Regions from separate parts of the Homo sapiens genome. Here region 1 is linked to region 2. The links are chromatin contacts, found by Hi-C or POLR2A ChIA-PET in ENCODE. All regions are on one chromosome and are shown on one strand. The core of a region is the stretch at or near the end of the contact, and the rest is flanking DNA. Distances in the headings are between cores, read along the strand shown. Region 1 has its middle 190 kb from the start of TLE3. Region 2 has its middle 98 kb from the start of TLE3.

Region 1 (3,981 bases), core at 1,119-3,618, 94 kb after region 2:
AGCCACCGTGCCCAGCCCACAGATGTCATCTTGAACAAGAGAAACCAGATACAAAGAGTACATCAATTCTTTATGATTCCATTTATACAAAATTCAGAAACAGGCAAAACCAATCCTGGTGGTAGAGGTCAGACTAATAAATTGCCTTGGTACAAATAAATTGTCCTGGATATCCACCAAGACAAGCCATGAGATGGGGCTGGAAACATTCTATGGTAACCTACACCTTCATGTGGGTGGTGATTGCACAGGTATATACACAGCCTGTGTATCACATGTATCAAATTTATTTGGCTGTACACTCTTCTTTTTGCAAGTTAAATTTCAAATCAAATTTTTTAAAATGCAAATAAAATTGCATATATCCTTGACCCTCATGGCTCCATGTCTAGAATTTCTTTTTCTGTGGGTGTATTTGCACAATGAGGATACTACATAGGTACAAGATTATTTATTGTAACACTTATTGTAAGAGCAAAAAATTAGCAAGAAACAAAAATGTCCATCAATAGGGGCAGGTTAGATAAAGTACGGCTCTTTACCATGCAGCATGACACCGCCATGCAAAAATAGAAACAATCACCAGCATATGTTCTTAAAGTGAAATAAAAAGCAATGTGCAGAGATGCATAAAGAATGGGCTATCCTTGGGGTTAAAAAATATAAAGAGAGAGAGAGAGAAAGAGCTTAGTATATGTAAGAGTAAAATGAAAAAGCTCTGGAAGGACTTATAAGAAACTAGAGATTAGTTGACCATGAAGAGGGGACCTGGGTGGCAGGATAGGGTTGAAGGAAACTTTTCACTGTATATTTTTTATGCATTTTGAATCTTGAACCTATTAAAATTTCTTTTAAAAAAAATCTAAAACAGCCAGCCCCACATTCACCTTCTTCAAGGCCTATTGCTGTGATACAATTCCAACGTTCACCTTGGCTAATACAATCCCAAACCTAGCCCCATTGCCCCCGCCCTGCCATCCCTTCAATACTCTACTTCCTGATGCCTTGAACATGTGACATGACTCTCATACCTTCCCTAGGCCTTTATATCTGCCGTTCTCACCTTGGGATATGCCCCATTTCTGCCAGGTGTCACCTCCTCCAGAAAGTCTTCCCAGACTTCCCCAGACACCTCCGGGCTCCTGGAGCCCGTATTTTTCATATATCATTTCTCATGTGTCATTTGTCATACAGTTCACAATAATTGGTTTCCAGGCCTATGTGCCTTACTGTAATGTCAGCACCCAGCATAGTGCCTGAAAGTAGGGATTATGGAATGAATGAATGAATGAATGGGTGGTTTTTACCAGGATGGGAGCTGAGGAACAGCTTTTGTCTTTTACACATCCTGTTGAGTTTCCAAATTCTGTATAAGCATGAGCTGTGCCTCAGTTTTCTCATCTGTAAAATGGGAATAATAACAGCTCCTACCTCACAGAATTATGTAGTGAGGATTAAATGAGTTACTACAGGTAAAGCATGTAGCAGTTATTATTATTTCCAAATCACGATATTGTGATAAAGGAAGAAAATATATTCCAGTGAGTCTGAATCCAGACCCCCAGGCAGTGTCTCCATGACTAACTTTTCTTTCCTGTGACTTTTCAACAGACTAGGGCAGGCATTGTAGTTGAGGGCTGGCAAGGTTGTCAAAGGCCCCTGATCCTCCAGACTTCAGAACCCCTTTTCAGGCCTCTCTCTCCCGTCAGTGACTACACTGGGTAGGGTGGAGGAGCGGGGAGGATCATTTAAATGAGAAGCCCAAGTCAGAACACAGCACAGTCTCAATGGGTGAGTTGGACAGTTATACGTCAACCTCCAAATCTGACCATGGAGAGAGAATTGGGGGCACAGACCTTTCTTTGAGTGTCTTCAAGCCACCCCCCCCCCCCCATAGATCCCTGCCTGGAATGAGTCAGGGGAATGTCTTCGCCTTGCTAAGGTCCAGTGTCCTCATCTGCCAAGTGAGGATAGTGACTGTAAGCAGGAAAGGAAATGACAATTCAATGAAACCATGAGGAAAAGAGCTTTGGAACCGGTAATGCATTGGCAGAGGTTAGCAAACGGTCAGCCTGAGGGCCAGAACATTGATTTGCATTTGAATTACATCGGACACATCAGGACTCTCCAGTTGCCCCAGTCCCCACCACTCCCTGTTACTTACTCCAGCCTGCTCCACACTTTCACTCCTGAAGGCATGTGAGTTTGCCACCCTTGCTACACAATATTAGTTACCAAGGTGCCTGCTCTTCTGTCAACTGCCTGCCTTGAAGAGGCAGCCAGCAGGGGAGAGAGGAGGTGTGACTCTTTGAATGCCTGGGGCCACTCTGCTCCACCTGTCTTGGCACTCCACTGAGGTCCAGGCCAAAGCCCCATCAGTCTCAGCCCCAGTAGTTTTCCATGAGCTGAGAAGTCGCCAAACCTGCATGCTGCCAAGAAGACATGCCTTCCTTTAGCCTCTAGGTACGGAGAATAAATCTGCAGTCTCCTAAACTGCCAAATTCCTGGTCTGCTGGAGTCTGGGAGGCTAAATGGTGCTTACTAGTCTGGCTCCCAGATGCCCCAAATTCCACCATTATCAACACATTCCTCCATGTTAAGCATTGCGCTGTAAAGTTCAACGATCTAGTGGGAGGGGCAGGAGAGTGAGTCCAAACTAGGCTGGAGCAGATCTTTAAGGATAAGCTTCGGAATGGGGGGAGGCAGATTCTGTAAGCTGAAGACAGAACTGGTGGAGGAAGGGGAGAGGGAGAGAGAGACGGTGAGGTGTTTGAAGAGGAAGTTCCCAACCTTTTCAAGGGCAAGGGTGAGACAGGAAGGGAAGTAGAGGAGGAGAAGAGCCAAGAAGCAGGGTGGGCACCCAGGCCAGTATGGACAACCAGTCCCATGTTGGGAGCCGGCAGAGTCCACTGTGTTGTTTGCTAAGTGAGCAAATGACCTCCTGCAGGAACAGACGTGGCTGAAACCACCCCAAATTGCTCTCCCCAACCCCTTCTCCTGCTCTCTTCCATCCAACCCCCATACAAACAAAGGAATATCAAATGTCCCCTTGCTAGGAGGATTCTACTCCCACTGGGATAGAAAAAGGATATGTCGGACCCCCGGATCAGAGCATATCATCTGCTCTCTCATCGAAGGCAGGGATAGGCTTATAGGCCCCAGGAGATCACCCCAGGTCTGAGGACCTGTAGGTCTCATCGGCAACCTCCAGCCCAGGAGGAGCCACCTTTCTTAGGGTCTGTTCTGACAGCAGACCCTGACACATGCCCTTTTGTCCTCAGGGAGAAAGAGTCTTTGGGAGTAGAAGGGGAGTGAGGTGGAGAAATTCAGCTGCCTCCAGATTCCTTGACTTCGCTGTGTGGATCCAGGCAAGACACAACATCCATCCTCAGTTCCCTCATCTGCAAAATGTGCACAGCTATAGTATTTGCTTCATAGGGCTGCTGAGGATTCAAGGAAGGGGCTCTAGGGTAGGGATTTGAGTTGAACCTGATAGGATGGACCAGATTTTGATGGGTGTTTCAGGCAGGGAGCCAAGGCTGAGGGCAGGGGCTGAGGAATACAAGGCATGTCTGGGGCATAGCCTGTGGTCAGAGAAGAGAATTCTGGAAAGGCAGGCTATGGCTTTATTACCGAGTATCTTCACTGCCCAGCTAAGGACCCTGGACTTGATCCCATAAGCAGCGGAATGCTGTTGAGGGATCCTTGCATCTAATAGAGGCTACCAACGCCCGAGGGCGTGATTTGTTCCAGGCCCCAGGGGACGCTTGGTTGCAGTTTTATCTGTCAAATCAGTCAGAGGGAGTCCCCTCCATTAGGGTCAACAGTGACCCCCAACCCCTTCCCTTCTGCCTCTTCTATTTCTAGGACCTGACAGTGACACAAGATAGACCTGGTCTCAGACATTGGTTCTGTCACATCAGTAGGTGACTGGGCAAGACCCTTAACCATAGGAACCTCAGTTTCCTCATCAGAAATATG
Region 2 (3,554 bases), core at 276-2,775:
AGTGACATCAGATGTCATAGGCCACACCTGCAGTTGGAGACATGCTGGTAAAAATTGCTCTCTACGTATGCCCAGGATGAGTCTCATCTCACCCAACCAGTTCCTGGAAGGCAGAGATCTAGGTCATAGGATGTGTCTCGACACCCCATGGGGGTCTTGCAATACCTGTGGAGCCAAATGTGCTGGCATGGAGGAGCCTCAGCACATCTGGGTCTTCTAGGAGAGACCCCGTCCCCTGGTCAGTCCAGGCACGTGCTCCCTACTGGAGCCCCTGGGGCCTGTCTCTCCCTTCTCCACCCTGCAAACTCCTGCTCCTTCTCCGTGCAGCCTTTTCTGTTCCCCTGGAGCAGCCCTGATTTCTCGCTGCATTGGGATTTCCCAGGCGAGGTGTCTATACCTCATGCGCAGCCTACTTTTCGCCTATCTGGGATGGAGGTTGTTTGCATGTTCCCTCCTCTTTCCTTCCTTCCTCTGCCACATAGGCCTGTTTTTGGCAGGGACCATGTCTTAGGCACCTCAGTGTCCCTAAGTGTCTCTCTCAGTGACTGACACATACTTGGTACTCCATAAAAGTTTCTGTAGTTGTCTTAACTTATGGAATGACTGCCAGCAAAGTATTTCTTGTTTCCAACCCAGGCTCCTCACTTGCCCTGCTTCCCTGAGAGCTGCTGGGAGGACCAGCAGCAGTGGCCAGCACTTGCAGTGCCTGGCAGCATTTGCAAGGTCCCTCATGGGTCCTTTCCCACAGGGTCCCAGGATGATGAGCGTGAAATGAGACCAATAAAAGATTGCACAAATCTTGTTGGACTCACACATAGGATGGAAAGCAATATCCATGTCTGAAACATGTTGGAGCAGGCCTTCCACCAAGCCCTTTAGAAAAAGGGTTGTATGTGTTGTGTAGAGCAAACCTGGCTGACAGGCATTAGCATGCCCATTTTACAGATGGTGAAACGGGATCTGAGAATTTACGAGCCTTGCTCAAGCTTCCACAGCTATGCCAATGCCGCCAGCCCGCCATCCCTGGGGTTGGAGCCAGGGCATGTGGGGTGATGTTTTTCTTGGTCGTGAGCAGATGGGCTAGTGCCCTACCTGCACAGTCTCACCGTAGCTCACCCTCCCATACATCCTGTTAAAGGTCCAGCCAAGATCCACTTCCCTCCCTCGTTTTCTTGCCTGGGTTTTGCCTAGTTCCTTCTCTTCATGCACCACAGGACGCACTCTGAGCAGGCGGGGAGGCCCGTGAGCCTGGCAAACAAGCTATTTGCTCTGGGAGGTGGGCTGCTTCTGAGGACAGCACAGGGTTTCTGGGACAGTGCTGAGGAAGTCACCCACAGCCTGGCTCCCTGGCTGAGTGGACGGTTGAGGTGGCCAGAGGAACTTAGAAGTGGCCCTCCAGTCTCAGGGGGAAAGGCTGGAGGGCTGGAAAGAAAGCAAACTCTGTGATTGAGCTGTGGGAAGCCTGGCCTGAGCCCCAGGGCCTTGCTGATGGCAGGCTGACTGCTGGGGCACCCCCAGACAGGCCAACGGAGCCAAGCCGACAGCCGGGAGAGAGGCCTGCTCTCCCACACACGTGGGAATGAGGGCTGCTGAGTCACTGCCCAGCTGGACGCAGCTCCCACTGAAGGCTGGAAGGAAGGCAGGAGAGTATTCCCAGCCAGGCTGGTGGCCTCAGGACACCCTGAAGTTAGCTGAGCCCTCTAAATGGGCCATGGTAGCCCGGGCTGCCCCTCGCCCTGCTGAACTGATGCATATTTGCCTCTTGCCGGCTTCTGGGGAGCTCCAACCAGGCAAACAGCCCTTCAGACAGGACATTGGATTAGAGGTCAGATCCCTGAACTTTGGAAAAAAACAATCCCAGGGCAAGTCACTTCATCTCCCATGTCCTCACCTTTCCTCTCAGTTACATGGTGAGGCCAACAGGGAATACGGGAAAGGTCTTCACAGGTTGCCCTGCATATAATAGGATTCAGGCAGGCTAATGGCTCTGCTCCAAGCCTTCCCCTGAGGAAGGGACAGCAGCCCGGCCCCCTCCTCCCCTGGCCTGCCACTGTTCCCCCCTTAGCCAGTGTCATCCCTGCCGTGTGCCCTTCAGAGCAACCAGGCCCCTCCCAGGGAGAGTTCCTGGGGAGGAGCTGGGGTCACCTCCCGACCCGGGCCTGGCCTGGAATCCACCTTTCACCTCGGGCAGTGGGCAGAGGAGGGCACTGGCCCTGCAGGCGGAGGCTTCTCTCCCCTCCAGCACCAGCAGCACCCGCTGGGAGGCCCAGGTGTTGTGCAACTTGAGAAGCAGCTAAGCCAGTGGACCACTCTGCCAGGACAAGAATCAACAGGAAACCTCCCCGCGCATCTCGTTCACATTCCAGGGGCACCGAGTCCAGCCCAGAGACACCGTAACAAGACACCACTCTGGCTGGCGTTGCCTGTGACACAAACCAATCTTTTATCTGCCATCTAAGCCTCCCAATTTGCATGCCAGTGACGTACCTTCCACCGCAGGGTGCTTTCCAAACCTTCTAGTGAGGCTGTGCCTCCTGAGCTCTGAGCAAACAGGGAGTAAGCGATCCTTTAGACACAGGAAGGCTTTGCTAATGATCGTCAGGCATGAGCCCTTCAAGGAAGGGACCCGTCTGTAGGCCCCAGCAGAGGACCTGACACCAGTGGGTGCCTAGGGAGCACTTAGTGGCAGTTCACTGAGCAAGCCACATCTCTGGGGATTAAAGAAAAGAAGGTGAAGCAGAATCTGGTTAAATGGGCCCATGTGTGCTTGGAGGAATCCCCCCCACCTCTCTCTCTCTATCACATATGCACGGGCCCTCCCCCTCCACACACGCATCACTGAGTTATTTCTCATGATTGGAGCATGATGCTGTGGCAATACGGAATTCAAGCCTTTTATCTCTCAGGCCCAGGATGGGAAAAGGACTCACTCAAAGTCACCCAGCAGATTAGTGACAGCACTTTTGATGTTTATTATTTTGTATTTTCCCATGTCCTGCCATTTCATCGCACAATTGTCCTCCTTCTCCATCCCACTCCCAGCCAAGTCCCTGCATCTGCTGCACTCGCCACTAGTTCCCAGTACTGTGTTTGAAATGCTTAGGGAAAGGGGATTGCTGGCAGAGGGAAGAGCACGTGCAAGCTCCCTGAGGCAGCAGGGAGCAAATGAGGTGAGCACCCCACTCCCGCCAGTGAGCAGGACTCAGAGAAGTGGGGGTCAGTGGGGGTAGGTGGGAGTCGGAATAAGATCCGACTTCATAAAGTTTGTTTCTGGATGTGGAGCTAGCAGCCCATGGGGCCAACTTGCTGCCTTCAGGCAGGTGAGTCTCCCTGCTTGTGACTAAGGAAGCTTCTGTAGTCCTGAGGCACGGAGGATCTGGGCATGAGCCTGCTGGGATGTGGGAAAGGGGCGTGTGAGAGAACCCACATCTCCTGCTTCCTAGGTCAGAGCACCAAGGAAGGCTTCCTGGAAGGGGCAGACTTTGTGTGGGGCCCAGAGGAGAGCTGTGTGAGCACCCTGGACAAGCTCTACGGATCTGGGTCAGGAGTGATGC

The links. Hi-C counts contacts between places; a loop is a spot of excess contacts on that map. ChIA-PET counts read pairs that join two places held with the same protein, here RNA polymerase II (POLR2A). Pooled maps may share reads with other maps.
Region 1: a loop to region 2 is called in a map of PC-9, with 10 times the contacts of the local background. The contact joins two enhancer-like sites. A Hi-C loop is called at or near these places in 2 of 168 maps with a recorded cell type or tissue (PC-9 and prostate gland) and 3 of 50 pooled maps. POLR2A ChIA-PET finds 5 or more read pairs at or near these places in 2 of 52 experiments (MCF 10A and naive thymus-derived CD4-positive, alpha-beta T cell).

Annotation. Positions count from the first base shown.
Region 1 is chr15:70,287,308-70,291,288 of GRCh38, forward strand. No RefSeq gene overlaps it. Among named protein-coding and RNA genes, the nearest start is that of TLE3, 190 kb to the left of the region's middle. Within about 2 kb of position 2,369, at least 5 of the 41 ENCODE cell types and tissues checked have a DNase peak (open chromatin) inside an H3K27ac peak, as active enhancers do; they include PC-9, where a contact is called at or near this core.
Region 2 is chr15:70,194,371-70,197,924 of GRCh38, forward strand. No RefSeq gene overlaps it. Among named protein-coding and RNA genes, the nearest start is that of TLE3, 98 kb to the left of the region's middle. RefSeq lists enhancers at 1,774-2,557, 2,354-2,633, 2,704-2,763. Within about 2 kb of position 1,526, at least 21 of the 41 ENCODE cell types and tissues checked have a DNase peak (open chromatin) inside an H3K27ac peak, as active enhancers do; they include PC-9, where a contact is called at or near this core.